Linked DNA regions of Homo sapiens: region 2 is linked to region 1. The links are chromatin loops, found by intact Hi-C in ENCODE. Cell type or tissue: tibial artery. All regions are shown on one strand.

Region 1 (8,000 bases):
CCCCATATTGTCTCCCCTTTATTTTTTTATGTACCTGTCATGAGTTCAATCCCAAACTTTTCCCCATATTGTCTCCCTTTCTTTGATTTATTTTTGTATGTACCTGTCATGAGTTCAATCCCAAACTTTTCTGAAGAACCATAACACTTCACTCAATATGATCAAACATGTTAGGTAATCCATGAGTTTCATGAATTTTTGGGGGGAGACAGCCCTCTTTAGAGTTTGCTGCCCTCCTGATCCATCCTGAAATGGTTGTTCTCTAGGCCGAGCACCTAGCTGCCATCCTGGGAATTCCCTCCACTTCCAGCTTCTGTTTCCTGCATTCCCAGTTGTCCCCCTTCTTGGATTATGCCCTGGTTTTGCTGGACCACACCGTTTACTAAGTTCCTTAGAAAGGTTGCATGGGAGGTGATTTTTATTTTTTTCAGACAGGGTCTCATTCTATTGCCCAGGCTAGAGTACAGTGGTGAGAGGGGACAGCGTGCTGGCAGTCCTCACAGCCCTCGCTCGCTCTCGGCGCCTCCTCTGCCTGGGCTCCCACTTTGGCGGCACTTGAGGAGCCCTTCGGCCCGCCGCTGCACTGTGGGAGCCCCTTTCTGGGCTGGCCAAGGCTGGAGCCCACTCCCTCAGCTTGCAGGGAGGTGTGGAGGGAGAGGCACGAGCGGGAACCGGGGCTGCGTGAGGCGCTTGTGGGCCAGCTGGAGTTCCGGGTGGGCATGGGCTTGGCGGGGCCCGCACTCGGAGCAGCCAGCCAGCCCTGCTGGCCCCGGGCAATGGGGGACTTAGCACCCGGGCCAATGGCTGCGGAGGGTGTACTGAGTCCCCCAGCAGTGCCGGCCCACCGGCGCTGTGCTCGATTTCTCACCGAGCCTTAGCTGCCTTCCCGCGGGGCAGGGCTCGGGACCTGCAGCCCTCCATGCCTGAGCCTCCCACCCACTCCATGGGCTCCTGTGCGGCCCGAGCCTCCCGGACGAGCACTACCCCCTGCTCCACGGCGCCCAGTCCCATTGACCACCCAAGGGCTGAGGAATGCGAGCGCACAGTGCAGGACTGGCAGGCAGCTCCACCTGCAGCCCCTGTGCGGGATCCACGAGGTGAAGCCAGCTGAGCTCCTGAGTCTGGTGGGGACGTGGAGAGTCTTTGTATGTAGCTCAGGGATTGTAAATACACCAATCAGCACCCTGTGTTTAGCTCAAGGTTTGTGAGTGCACCAATCGACACTCTGTATCTAGCTGCTCTGGTGAGGATGTGGAGAACCTTTATGTCTAGCTCAGGGATTGTAAACACACCAATCATCACCCTGTGTGTAGCTCAAGGTTTGTGAGTGCACCAATCGACACTCTGTATCTAGCTGCTCTGGTGGGGCCTTGGAGAACCTTTATGTCTAGCTCAGGGATTGTAAACACACCAATCAGCACCTTGTGTTTAGCTCAAGGTTTGTGAGTGCACCAATCGACACTCTGTATCTAGCTGCTCTGGTGGGGCCTTGGAGAACCTTTATGTCTAGCTCAGGGATTGTAAACACACCAATCAGCACCTTGTGTTTAGCTCAAGGTTTGTGAGTGCACCAATCGACACTCTGTATCTAGCTGCTCTGGTGGGGCCTTGGAGAACCTTTATGTCTAGCTCAGGGATTGTAAATACACCAATCGGCACTCTGTATCTAGCTGAAGGTTTGTAAACACACCAATCAGCACCCTGTGTTTAGCTCAAGGTTTGTGAGTGCACCAATTGACACTCTGTATCTAGCTGCTCTGGTGGGGCCTTGGAGAACCTGTGTATCCAAAGTCTGTATCTAACTAATCTAATGGGGAGGTAGAGAACCTTTGTATCTAGCTCAGGGATTGTAAACGTACCAATAAGTGCCCTGACAAAACAGGCCACTGGGCTCTACCAATCAGCAGGATGTGGGTGGGGCCAGATAAGAGAATAAAAGCAGGCTGCCTGAGCCAGCAGTGGCGACCCGCGCGGGTCCCCTTCCACTTCTTTCACTCTTTGCAATATCTTGCTACTGCTCACTCTTTGGGTCCACGCTGCTTTTATGAGCTGTAACACTCACTGCGAAGACCTGCGGCTTCACTCCTGAGCCCAGCGAGACCACGAGCCCACCGGGAGGAACGAAGAACTCCAGACGCGCTACCTTAAGAGCTGTAACACACACCGCCAAGGTCTGCAGCTTCACTCATTAGCCAGTGAGACCACGAACCCACCAGAAGGAAGAAACTCGGAACACATCTGAACATCAGAAGGGACAGACTCCAGACGCGCCACCTTAAGAGCTGTAACAGTCACGGCGTGGGTCCGCGGCTTCATTCTTGAAGTCAGGGAGACCAAGAACCCACCAATTCGGGACAGTGGCATGATCACGGCTCACTGCAGCCTCGACCTTCCGGGCTGAAGTGATCATCCCACCTCAGCCTCCCAATTAGCTCGGACTATGGGCACATACCACCATGCCCAGCTAAGTTTCATTCATTTTATTTTATTTATTTTTTTTGAGACAGGGTCTCACTTTTATCATGCAGGCTGGAGTGCAGTAATGCGAGCTCGGCTCACTGCAATCTCCACCTCCCAGGTTCAAGCGGTTCTCCTACCTCAGCCTTCCGAGTAGCTGGGACTACAGGCACTTGCCACCATGCTCAGCTGTTAATTTTTATTTTTTTGTAGAGATGGGGGTCTCCCTGTGTTGCCCAAGCTGATGTTGAACTCCTGGGCTCAAACAATCCTCCCACTATGGCCTCCCAAAGTGCTGAGATTACAGGCATGAGCCATTGCTCCCAGCCAAGATGATTTTTGTAAAATCATTTTTTGTCTAAATATAATCTTCACACATGATTAAAATTTTTACTAGGTGAAGAATTACTAATTGGAAACAATTTCCTCTGAGAATGTTGAAAGCATTATTCCGATGTGTTGTTGCTTCTAGTGTTGCTTTAGAAATGTCTGATTTCTAATTTTCTACATGTAACTTTTATCTGCAAGGTTTTCTCTTGGCCTCTTTTCTCTTGGTGTTTTAAATTTTAATGATATGCCTTATTGTGGATCTTCTTCCATTTACTGGGCTGGACTTTGTGAGCCCTTTCAATCTAAAATCTCATGCTTCATTTTTAAGACATTGCTTTCTATTATTTCTCACACAATAGCTTCCCTTGTGTTTTCTTTATCTCTAGGATTCCTATTAGTTGTACATTGGACATCCTGGACTGATTCTGTAATTTTCGTATCTTTTTTCTCCCATGTTCCCTTTATTTGTCTTTTGGTTCTGCTTTTTGGGAGATTTTCTTAACTTGATCTACCTGAGGCTCAGTCCTCATCTGTAAAATGCTGATAAAAGGACCTACCACCTAGCGTTGCTGTGAGGTGTCAGTGAAATAAAATGTAAAATGCTTAGCACAGTGAACTTTAATAAATGGTAGTTGTGGTTGCACATACTGTTATTCTGGAACCAATTTCTTGTCCCTCCTCATGTGAAAATGACAATCTTGGTTTACAATATCATACTATAATATTTGCCTTCATTGTAGTGAATTTGTAATGACATGGCATTTTCCAATTATACTGTTTTTAGAAAAAAATTCTATGGTATAAATCCAGTTAGCAACATTAATTCTTATTTATGCTTCTACAAACACTTAAAAGTATTTTTTTTCTTTTTTCTTTTCTTTTTTCCACTCTCCCCTCATCCCTGGGGTAGATGAGAACTGGAAAAATAATGCTGGGTATCCACTCCCTGACAGTGAAATAGGTAGTTTGGAGCCCCAATTAATTACTTTGTTAGGATGAGAGTGCAGATCAAACCTTTAACATGTGAGGGTTGCCGTACACTCTGCCTGCTATGCAGCCCCAAATAAGGCTGGCCAGTACCTAGGAGCACTGAGGAGGCTAATGGACAATTAACAAACATCGAGTCCAGAGGAGGCCTGGATTCTCTGTAAGCTTTGCAGCCAAAGGTGGCCCTGCCTGCCCACTTAGGGCCCCATGAAGACTAGAACTAGAATTACAGAAAAAGAATGTCTGCAAGTCAAGAACAATCTGGCTTTACTACTTTATTTTCATTCCTTCATCTGTTCAGTTGGGGGGCGATGTTAAAGCTATGTGACATGGGCACCAACCAGTCAGGTCAGATGCTGGCTATAATTACTTGGTAGGTTATGTATCAACCCTGGATTCAACAGATATTTATTGAGTGTCTACCATGTGCCAGCACTGTGCTAGCTAGGTACTGTATGATGCAGGGCAAGTTTCTTTCTTTCTCTGAGCTTCAGTTTGCTCACTTGTGAAAAAAAAGGAGTAAGTGATCTACAAGGGCTCCTTTAGGTCTAACATTCGCAATCAATAAAATAGTAACTTTTGATTGTTTTGGGAAAATAATGGAAACAGCTATAGAAAACAAGCAGCTGACCTAAGACTTGTAGATTTGAAAATGGGGGAAAAAACAGAAAATTATTCTGAGTTATTGTTTGACTTGAGATTTGGATTAAGAATCAGTTCTACATGTCTTATTTTCATGATGTTTCCAAAGGGAGACAAAGATAGCTCTAATCAAAGGGTGAGTTTGTTTTACAGCCTTGAACATTCAAGCTCCACCCCACTATCCCCCACCAACATGCATATACAAGACACCTTCCCCCTAAGGAGGCTACTACTTTCTTTTAGCATCCTCTCTCCAGCTGCTACACTTCAAACCCTTTCGTTCAGTGGTTGGCAATAGCTTGTCCACTCTGGCAAGAGTCCATGTTCCAAGCCTTTCTTAACTTCCTCTTTTCAGACTTGTCCTGCCTCATTTCCTGTTCCTTGTGGCCTCTGCCTCATAAGATGTTTGATCAATTCATCTTTGCTAATGTAGCCAAGGAGGGCTAAGAAGTTTGTGGGTTACCATTTCTGGATAAAATTCATATTACAAGGAGCCTCCCCAAACCATGCTACCACTTTTATGGTGGATTAAAAAAATATTATGGGAAAGTTCAAACATATATAGAAGTAAGGAGACTGTTACAGTGAATGGTCATATACCCATCAACTAGCTTCAACAATTATCAAAATGGTCAATCTTATTTCATTTATACTGCCACCCATTTCCTACTTCCTACATGACGAATTATTTTTAAGCAAGTCCCAGACATCACATCATTTCATCTGTAAATACTTTAGTATATATCTCTACAAACTAAGGACCCTTTTTGTTTTAAAAAACTGCAATACCATTATCACACTTTAAAACTAAACAATAATTGCTTAATATTCTCAATTATCTAGTCAGTGTTTACATTTCCCCAATTGTCTCATAAGTCTTTTTTTCCTACAATTTGCTTGAATCAGGATCCAATAAGGCTCACGGTGATTTTTTAAATAATGATGCTTTGTAATATACAGGGGTGAGAATTTGGGAACAAATGATTGTTTGGCCTTTAAAATCGTACTACATTGGCATTTAGGAATGAATACAGCCCTGCTGCCACAAAGTAGCTCTTTTTCCCTTCCAGATTGCTTTGACTAAAAATTTGTTTAGCATCCCATTGGATTCTGGAAATTCTTCTTGTTTTCTCTTTTCCTTCCTTCCTTCCTTCCTTCCTTCCTTCCTTCCTTCCTTCCTTCCTTCCTTCCTTCCTTCCTTCCTCTCTCTCTTTTTTTTCTTTTTTCTTTCTTTCTTTCTTTCTTTTTTTTTTTTTGACAGAGTTTTGCTCTTGTTGCCCAGGCTGGAGTGCAATGGTGCGATCTCGGCTCGCTGCAACCTCTGCCTCCTGGGTTCAAGTGATTCTCCTGCCTCAACCTCTCAAGTAGCTGGGATTACAGGCGCCCGCCACCACGCCTGGCTAATTTTTGTATTTTTAGTAGAGACGGGGTTTCACCGCGTTAGCCAGGCTGGTCTCGAACTCCTGACCTCAAGTGATCCACTTGCATCAGCCTCCCAAAGTGCTGGGATTACAGGCGTCAGCCACAGTGCCCAACAAATTCTGGAAATTCTTTATAAGCGTAGTCAGACATCTGTGAAGGAAGTGAAAACTGAAGTTTGGCCTTGAAGCTTAGAAGTTCTCACACAACCAAGACATAGTCTTCCTTAAAACAGAAAAAAAACACAGCCATGCATACACACACACACACACACACACACACACACACACACACACAAATGCCAACTTCTAATATGTCTACGGAATGTTTTTGCAAATGGTAGTACAGAGCATATCTGTGTTGTGTAATTTTTTCCCACATGATAAGGACCAATATAAACAAATTGGAAATGTGATACTAAAAGAGAGTACTTCAGCATGGATTAATTAAGACCAATATGGGGCAATCCTTTTCTGATATTTTACAATGCACTGAAAATTTTAAAGCAAGGTGGAAAAATAGGCTTATGGGTCTGAATGTTAGGTTGAGAAAAATTATCTGTGGTCAAGTGTGTGCTTTGTAAATCTGCTGAGTTTACACTTGATCATGCAGTTTTCTATAAGTTGCTGGCTTGAATACCACTGGGAAATATACAGACCATGTGACTATGAAACCAACCCAATTGTCCCACAGAGCTGATGTTTCTGATCTCTTTGAATAAACATAGAAATTGATCCTTCCAGTCTTAAAACTTGAGAAAGTTACATTTGTCTTATCTGAATTCCTTTCTCAGGAAACAAACCATCAGGCCTCCCAGAAAGTATCCGGGATCTGAAAATCACCAAATCACCACATCCGGACAGTGAGAAGCCAGATCCCTCACCCTTCTTGATTGGCTGACAAACCAACTGCTTCCTGTTGACCAACTCCTCTTCCTTATCCCTCCCTAATTCCTGTTTTCCCACACATGGTTTCACTTCTTCCCTGCTATACAAACACCTAATTTTAGTTGGTCAGGGAGATGGAATTGAGACTGATCTCTTGTCTCCTTGGCTGCTGCACCTGATTAAAGCCTTCTTCCTTGGCAATACTCATTGTCTCAGTGTTTGCCTTTCTGTGCAGTGAGAAAACAGGACCTAGATGGAACTCCTGCTGTTTTGGTAACATTACTACAGACCTCTCAGAATGGCTAAAATAAAAATAATGACAACACCTCAATAATAGTAAGGATGCAAAGAAATCATATCACTCATATATTTCTTGTGGGTACATAAAATGGTACAGCTACTCTGAGAAAGAGTGGCAGTTTGTTTAAAAACGAAACATGCAACTATCACATGGTCCAGCAATTGTACTGTTGGGCCTCTATCCCAGAAAAATAAAAACATATGTTCACACAACAAACTTTACATAAATGTTTATAATGGTTTTATTCATAATTTACAAAAACTAGAAAAACTCAGATATCCTTCAATGGGTGGGTGAATGGTTGAACAATTTTTGGTACAGTCACATCATGGAATACTACTTAGCAATAAAAGTGAATGAATATCACCTCACGCTCATTAGAATGGCCACTATAAAAAAAAACCCATAAAATAGAAAGTGTTGGTGTGGATGTGGGGAAATGAGAATCCTTGTGTGCTATTTGTGGGATTGTGAAATGGTGCAACAGCCATGGAAAACAGAATGGTAGTTCTTCAAAAAGTTAGAAATAGATCTACCTAGGCTGGGTGCGGTGGCTTACGCCTGTAGTCCCAGCACGTTGGGAGGCCGAGGTGGGCAGATCAACTGAGGTTGGGAGTTCCAGACCAGCCTGACCAACATGGAGAAACCCCGTCTCTACTAAAAATACAAAAATTAGCCGGGCGTAGTGGTGGGCACCTGTAATCCCAGCTACTCGGGAGGCTGAGGCAGGAGAATTGCTTGAACCTGGGAGGCAGAGGTTGCGGTGAGCTGAGATCGTGCCATTGCACTCCAGCCTGGGCAACAAGAGTGAAACTCCGTCTCAAAAAAAAAAAAGAAAAAAAGAAAAAAAAAAGAAAAAAGAAAAAGAAATAGATCTACCATATGACTCAGCAATCCCACTTCTGGGTATTTATGCAAAAGCATTAAAAGCAGGGTCTTGGGATATTTGCACACCCATATTCATAGCAGCAGTATTG
Region 2 (8,000 bases), 150 kb before region 1:
GGTTCTCAATATGTTTTGAAAGAATGCCTGAAATGATGAATGATGGGTCTCAAATGGGGGCTTAAAAATGGGAAGGTCAATTTTCATTACTTACTCTTTTGCTTTATATTTCAACAGTTCCTTTATTGTGAACATCAACGTGCTGAGACAATATATTATTATATAATAATATATTATATTGATATGTTAATATATTAATATGTAATATATATATATTTATATATTTATATATAACATAAATTATATATATTATATACATATATATAAATATATAATATATATAATATATTAATATATAATATATAATACATATATAATATATAATAGATATAATATAATACTATAATATGTTGCAGACTCTCGAGCTCTTCTCAGATCTATAGCATTTATATTCAGTACTTCTACATCTTTGTAATAACTTATATACTGACTTAAGTTCTATTATTATCACATGCTGGTGTTTATGTTAACTAGTTCAGGCTCTCTGGAGAGCAGAGCCTGCCTTATGTTGATTTTGTATCCTCAAAGCCCCCAGCATAGTTTTAGGTGAGGATATAGAGGGCACTTGATATTCTATTGATTTTATGATTGGATTTTAAATACTTATTTCTGTTTTCCCTGTTCTTTAGTTTCCTTCAGCATTTTTCAAAGGAAGAGTAAACATGTGTGCTGCATTTTGCTATGAGGTTTTAAAGTGCTGCACATCGAAGATTAGCTCAACCAGGAATGAAGCATCTGCACTTTTGTATCTTTTGATGAGAAACAACTTTGAGTATACCAAAAGGAAAACCTTTTTGAGGACACATCTACAGGTCAGTGAAAATAAAAGCGCCTCTTCATCTTTCTTCTCTTCAATCTTTAACCTCTAGATCAAGATCCAGAGCCACCCAATCCAGTCCAATACAATGTGGCCATCTAGCACTTGATGTGTGGCTAGTCTAAATTTAGATGTTCTGAAAGTGTAAAATATACTATGGCTTTTGAAGACTAAGTATGAAAAAAATAGAAGATCTCAATTGTTTTATATTGATTATATGTTGAAATGATATGTTGCCTGTATTAGGTTAAGTATATTAAAATAAGTCTCTTTTTAGTGTGGCTACTAGGTAATTGATAATTACGTATGTGGCATGTGTCATATTTCTATGGAATAGAGCTGCTCCTGAGCAGAGAAGAGCATAGGCTTTATTTCAAATTTTATTTTATTTTATTTTATTTTTTGAGACGGAGTCTCGCCCTGTCACCCAGGCTGGAGTGCTGTGGCATGATCTCGGCTCACTGCAACCTCCACCTCCCGGGCTCAAGTGATTCTCCTGCCTCAGCCTCCCAAGTAGGATTACAGGCATGCACCACTATGCCCAGCTAATTTTTGTATTTTTAGTAGAGACGGGGTTTCACCATGTTGGCCAGGCTGGTCTCAAACTCCTGACCTCAGGTGATCCACCCACCTTAACCTCCCAAAGTGCTGCGATTACAAGCATGAGCCACCGTGCCCAGTCTCTAGTTTAAATTTGAGGACTGCCACATACTATGTGACCTGGAGCAAGTTACTTCCTTAGCCTCTCAGTGCCTCAGTTTCTGCAAATCTGGTGGGGTAAATATTGTTACCTAGCTCATAGGATTTTTATGAGGATTAAATGAGATGATTAAATAACAAGCTTGTTAGATTTTACAGAACAGATAACACAGTTTATGTTTTTCATGCTCCAGTATGCCCACTTATTTTAAAAATGAGAGATGTGTCAAGGTTTAGTGGAAAGCATTGACTTTGGAATCAGGCCTACCTGCACTTAAATCATAGCTTAAATCCTTACATGCCCTGTGACCCTAAGCAAGTCACTCAATCTGACTGAACCTGTTCCCTTATTTGTGAAATGAGACTGAGTATTTCACTTTGCAGAGTTACCCTGAGGATTAAAATAAGGCGTGTATAGTGCCTATAGTGCCTGACACAATGTGTAGCACAAGATAGATACTTCCTACATGATAGTTATTATTCAACATCTCCATACTTTTGGGTTTATTGGATGAAATAGCTCTGAACTAAACCACAATTGGGACTGCTTGACTCAGTAGCCTTCATTGTAATATGGGAAATCCTTGGTCCTATTTATATCTTTACTGTCATGGTCTGTCCCATTAGAGTTGTTTACTGGAGATAAGATTATTAGTGGGGAAACAACCATAAGCAGCTTGTTGAAAAATGTCATCAATAATGTGAAAATCTAATAGGAATACTGTGTATGCTTCCTGTAAAAGTCTGCTATATAATTACTTTTGCATGTTAGAGTCAGCCATCATTACACATTAGGTCCTTTACTATTTGCTTTTATATGAGATGGCATTTGGAAACCCACCTTCCCCTAGAACATTGTTCTAATTTGTGTGCCAATATACCTGAAATTCCCCCATTGGTATTGATTCTTCTGGGTCAAAGCATCAGTTTTCTTTAAGTCTTTTATTCAAATATAGACAAATTAATAAATATGAAGACTTAGAACACTGTCTGGCACATAATAAGTGCTCAATAAAGGATTAACTAGTACTCTAATGGTTATGATCTCTTTCATCCTCTACAAAGTAGGGATTTTTATCATAGGCATTTTACAGATGAGAAACATGAGGCACAGAAAGGTTAAATAGCTTTTCCAAAGCCACACAGTGAATTATTGATAAAGTCAAGATTTGTATCTAAGGCATTCAACTCTAGAGCCCATACACATGGCTATTACTGTATCTTGCTTCCTAGGACCAGTGGTAAAGCATCCAGCCATTAACATCTTAGTATGAATTGTTTTGGCATTCACCCAAGGGAGACTGAGAGATTTAAAAGTCCCATCAAAGACAGTGGTTCATGCCTGTAATCCTAGCACTTTGGGCGGCATAAGTGGGTGGATCACTTGAGCCCAGGAGCTCGAGACCAGCCTAGGCAACATGGCAAAATCCTGTCCCTACAAAAATATAAAAAATTAGTTAGGTGTGGTGGCACACATCTGTAGTCCCAGCTACTTGGGAGGCTGAGGTGGGAGGATCACCTGAGCCTGGGAGGTTGAGGCTGCAGTGAACCAGTGAACCAAGACCGTACCACTGCATTCCAGCCTGGGCAATAGAGTGAGACCCTGTCCCAAAAAATAAGAAGTACCATCAAAGTCCATTCCATAAACTTCTGTTAAACTAGGTAAACCCTGGTCAAAAACAAAGAAAGTTGCTGAGGCACTGGACTTGGAAGTCCAGCCAACTAAAATAGACTAGTGAAAAGGAATGAGAAATCATCAAAGAAAAACATGATTTATTCTCACCTTTGCCACAGCTACAACCTAGAAAGCATATTTAAAATGGAGACCTGACTACCATTGTATCAGTTCACTATTATGAAAATAGTTTTAGATCTGGCTATGCTATGAGTTTTGAAAAATTGTTTACGTCTAACCAAGAAAGATCCTTTAAAATTTGAAATAGGGCCTTTCAAGTTACTATTTCAGCAGAAGAATGTAAACCCCTCATGTATGAAGGGTACATTATGATGGTACAGTGTAGAATCTTTAAAAGAAGCATTTCATGTGAGTGCTTATATACTTATAAAATGATGAGCATAGACAGCATTTGTTCAAAAGTTATTTGGAAAATAATATTTACTTCTTCCCACAGATAATAATTGCTGTAAGCCAACTGATAGCTGATGTAGCACTAAGCGGAGGATCAAGATTTCAGGAGTCTTTATTCATTATCAATAATTTTGCAAATAGTGACAGACCTATGAAGGTATGTTCTCATTTCAGATAATAAATTAGAACCACCTTTGCTATCAGGGAAGTTTAAACTCTTAAACTGTCATTGGATTCACAACTTTTGTTAGTATAGAATGTACGGAATGTGAGTTTTATGAGTTAAGGGCTTTGTCTTATACATCACTATATCTCTAGTACCTAGAACACTGCCTGGTACATAGCATATATTCAATATCAGTTTAGTGGATGGATGAATGAATATACTATGTATTCATAGTTGTTATGGCAAGTCGAATCTGAATTTTTTTTTTCTGGGCTTCATTTCCAAACTTGCTCAGAAAATACATAGATCCTTTATTTCTTAACAATTGTCACCACTTTTAATATTGGTTAAAAAAGCACTGAATTTGAAATTTCACAAAATTTCACTTAGAATAGCTAACAGTTGCCTGATCCATTGCCAATGGATGAGAAATGGCACAGAAGGGATTCATTATTTGATGGTTTTGTGAGTTTTGAAAATTATCTGTTAACACCAAGGCTGTCACTCTTAAGCACCATTTTGCTGAGGCCAAACCCAAGACTCTGACCACTGTTCCACTTTCTTTCCTATATGCTTAAAACTTATAGCACTGTAAAAATTCATCTGTTGCTTTGTTGCGTAGAGTGCAGGTTCTGATCTTCAGTGACACATGTATACAAGGGAAGAAGAATCCTTTGCCAATAGGACTTTTCCTCCCAGAAGAATGAATCATCCCCATTCTTGGGAAAGGTCATCTTCCAGCACAGTTTGACAACATTGTGTAAAATCTGAAAAAGATTAAAAGCTCATAGTCACAGCATATTTGATGTTTGGATGTGTAGAATCTAAGTACCAAAAAATATTCCCATAGGAATGTTGCTTGTACTGAAAAATAACAGCGTGTAGTGCCAGCCGCTCTCAGGCTGGGAAAGTTTGCTTTCCAGCCAGTTCTACTAGTTCCGCAGGGGATCAGTATATGCTCCAGCTAATCTTGTGAGCATAGAAACAAGTTACACCACTTATGCTTATACTCTAAGGAATTGTTTTTACCAGTTGTTACCATCCTTAGTACTATGTTATATAGGTAGATTGGTAAGTTTTTCTAGGTAAATGGGGCTTGTATATTCTCTCCTTGATAGGAAATCTTTTTCTTTTCCATATCTCATTTATGAAATGACTTAGTTTTATTCTGTTATGGCAGTCATTACCAACAAACCCTATTACGAAAAGATACAGCTTTCCCCTGGTAAATGGGATCTCTATTAATGTATAGAAAGGAACTTTATGTATATAATTATTATTTTTAAAGGGAGTCAAAGCCAGGTAGGTATTTTTTATTTCTATTGTATTTATTTATTTACTTAGAGACGGAGTTTCACTCTTGTTGCCCAGGCTGGAGTGCAATGGCCCGATCTTGGCTCACTGCAACCTCCACCTCCCAGGTTCAAGTGATTTTCCTGCCTCAGCCTCCCGAGTAGCTGGGATTACAGGTGCCTGCCACCACGCCTGGGTAATTTTTTATATTTTTAATAGAAATGGGATTTCACCATGTTGGCCAGGCTGGTCTCGAACTCCTGATCTCAGGTGGTCCTCTTGCCTCGGCCTCCCAAAGTGCTGGGATTACAGTCATGAGCCACTGCTCCCGGCCAAGAAGGCAGTGTTTCAAACCATTTCCCCCACATATTGTGTTTATATTGACAAGCTCCCTAACCCCTGTACCTGTCTCTTCCTCATCATCTCTGAATCATATAGATAATTGTGATTACTCCTGTGGGGGTTAAGAGGATGCAATAGGACTTCCTTAGCAGTGGCTAGGGTAAAGAGGAAACTCTGGTATTCTTGGTGCCAAAAACAAACTTTGAAAGCTTAATGATCTCTCTAAACTTTCTGGAACGTTCTGTGATTCATGACCTCCCATTTGTGTAAACAGAAATTTCTGCAGTATGGTTTTCACCTTAGTGTATGTGGTAGTTAGTGGATGGAGTAGGCATGCTTATCAGAATGGAAGAGTGGCCAAGAGCACCAGCTCTAGGGCCAGACTGCCTGGGTGAAAATCCTGTCTCTAACATTTACCAATTTTGAGACTTTGGTCGAGCATTTAAACACTTTTTTATAATAGTGCTTAACTCATAGGGTTGTCGTAAAAATTAAAACATGTAAAGAACCCAGACTAGTGCTTGGCACATAGTAAGCTATTAGTTTTTAGTTACTGTTACAAGAAAACGGCAAACAAAGATCACTCCCATGGCTGTGCAATTCACAATGGAGGATCTGGGATTCAAAGCCAGGTAGTCTGGCTCCAGAGCTAATGCTTTTATGTCCTGTGAATGTACTGCCACCAAGGTTAGAGCCTTTGAAGCCTGGGCTAGTTACATATTTAAAAAATAATTTATTTAAAATTATTTCAGTGTACTATATGCAATACCAAGAACTGTAACAGGAAGTGAAAATCATATGTCCTCAGCATTGGATGACAAGCCTTAGAGCACATCGATATTGTTGTTCAACTTGTCTTTTTTGTTTGTTTTGAAATTAGGCAACTGCCTTTCCCGCAGAAGTCAAAGACTTGACCAAGAGAATCCGCACTGTTCTTATGGCCACTGCCCAAATGAAGGAGCATGAGAAAGACCCTGAAATGCTAATTGATCTCCAGTATAGCTTAGCCAAGTCCTATGCAAGCACCCCAGAGCTCAGGAAAACCTGGCTTGATAGCATGGCCAAGATTCATGTAAAAAATGGAGATTTTTCAGAGGTGACTACTTAAAGTTTTGTTCTAAACAGCCCTTCAAAACACCTTGAGCATGTTCTGACAGTTCTTTCTCTGTCATCCTTTTTCAGGCTGCGATGTGTTATGTCCATGTAGCAGCTCTAGTTGCAGAGTTTCTTCATCGAAAAAGTAAGATATTTCTGTTTTTAGAGATGGGGGGATTTTCATTTAGCATAATAGTTTTTTATCTTTGTAGTTTAGCTATGAATATGATATAATAGAACACTGAAAAATATGTTCACCCTTGGCCTTATTCAGTGTTAAAAATAAGCTGTTATAAAAGAAGACTGGATTGTTTGTTGTCCCTTCTGCTTTCATTAGAGATTACAAGAAAAGTTAAATAGTACAGGGTGGCCAGGTGCAGTGGCTCTTGCCTGTAATCCCAGTGCTTTGGGAGGCCAAGGCTGGAGGATTGCTTGAGGCCAGGAGTTTGAGACCAGCCTGGGCAACAGAGTGTGATCCTGTACCTATTTTAAAATAAAATATAAAATATAAAAAAAAAATAGTACAGGGCCAGGCCTGATGCCCAGTGTTTATTTTCCAAGACTGTCCCTCCCTGGAAGACTGCCACAAATTAAACTCTTCTCAAGGCTCAAGTCGGGATAACACAGATTATTTGTTTCCCCGTCATGTGTCTTAACATCACCAAACTGCCCATAGACTATGTCTCTCCAGCCACTTTAGTGCAGTGATACCTGGGTACTAAAAGGGAGTCATACTCTTGAAGGGCTTTAGGTCCAGCAGCCCTGGATTCCTAATTTAAGATTCCTAATTCAGGAAATCTACTTGGAAGTGTCCCTTTCCATAAACAGTATTGTTGGCTACTGCTCAACAGTATTGTTGAACAAACTGCATCTGCTCAAATAGTAACCCAGTTGAGTTAGGTTTAAACATTGATTGGCAATGGAGCTGGCAACCAAGAAATCTCTATCTCAATGTCCAAGCTACTTCCTTTAAGGCAGTGGAATGAGTAACAATACGGCAAAATGAAACCAACTTATTAAAGGAGTCATATCACTCTGGCTTCAGCTGTACGAACACAACCATATTTTGTTTTATTTTTTAATTACAGAATTCCTACAGTTAACTGTATATCTATCATTTCACACTGAGGCTCAGTGTTTGATTGCCTCATATAACACCCATGTGGAGAATCTTTTTCTAAAAAGATTCTTGGCCGAGTGTGGTGACTCAGACCTGTAATGTCAACACTTTGGGAGGCATGGGTAGGTGGATCACTTGAGCCCAGGAATTTGAGACCAGCCTTGGCAGGAATGGTGAAACCCCATCTCTACAAAAAATACAAAAATTAGCTGGGCATGGTGTCACATGCCTGTGGTTCCAGCTACGAAGGAGGGTGAGGTAGGATCATAGCTTGAGCCCAGGACACTGCACTTCAACCTGGGTGACAGGACAAGACCCTGTCTCAAAAAATAATAAATAAATAAATAAATAAATAAATGAATAAATAAATTTTTTAAAA

The links. Peaks named below come from ENCODE experiments on the same cell type or tissue, not always from the same donor. Only the 100,000 strongest peaks of a DNase experiment are listed, where the experiment ranks them.
Region 2: it touches region 1 in a loop (4-fold over the local background); 70 of 110 quality-filtered maps call a loop at or near these places.

Annotation. Positions count from the first base shown.
Region 1 is chrX:118,798,304-118,806,303 of GRCh38, forward strand. It overlaps a transcript of IL13RA1 not described here. Among named protein-coding and RNA genes, the nearest start is that of ZCCHC12, 22 kb to the right of the region's middle. In tibial artery, no CTCF peak of the experiment used is centred here; no DNase peak of the experiment used is centred here; H3K27ac peaks cover 1,798 bases.
Region 2 is chrX:118,648,316-118,656,315 of GRCh38, forward strand. DOCK11 (dedicator of cytokinesis 11) reads left to right here. Exons shown (of 53, transcript NM_144658.4): 41 at 630-812; 42 at 3,649-3,762; 43 at 6,287-6,502; 44 at 6,589-6,646. Among named protein-coding and RNA genes, the nearest start is that of IL13RA1, 75 kb to the right of the region's middle. In tibial artery, no CTCF peak of the experiment used is centred here; no DNase peak of the experiment used is centred here; H3K27ac peaks cover 2,550 bases.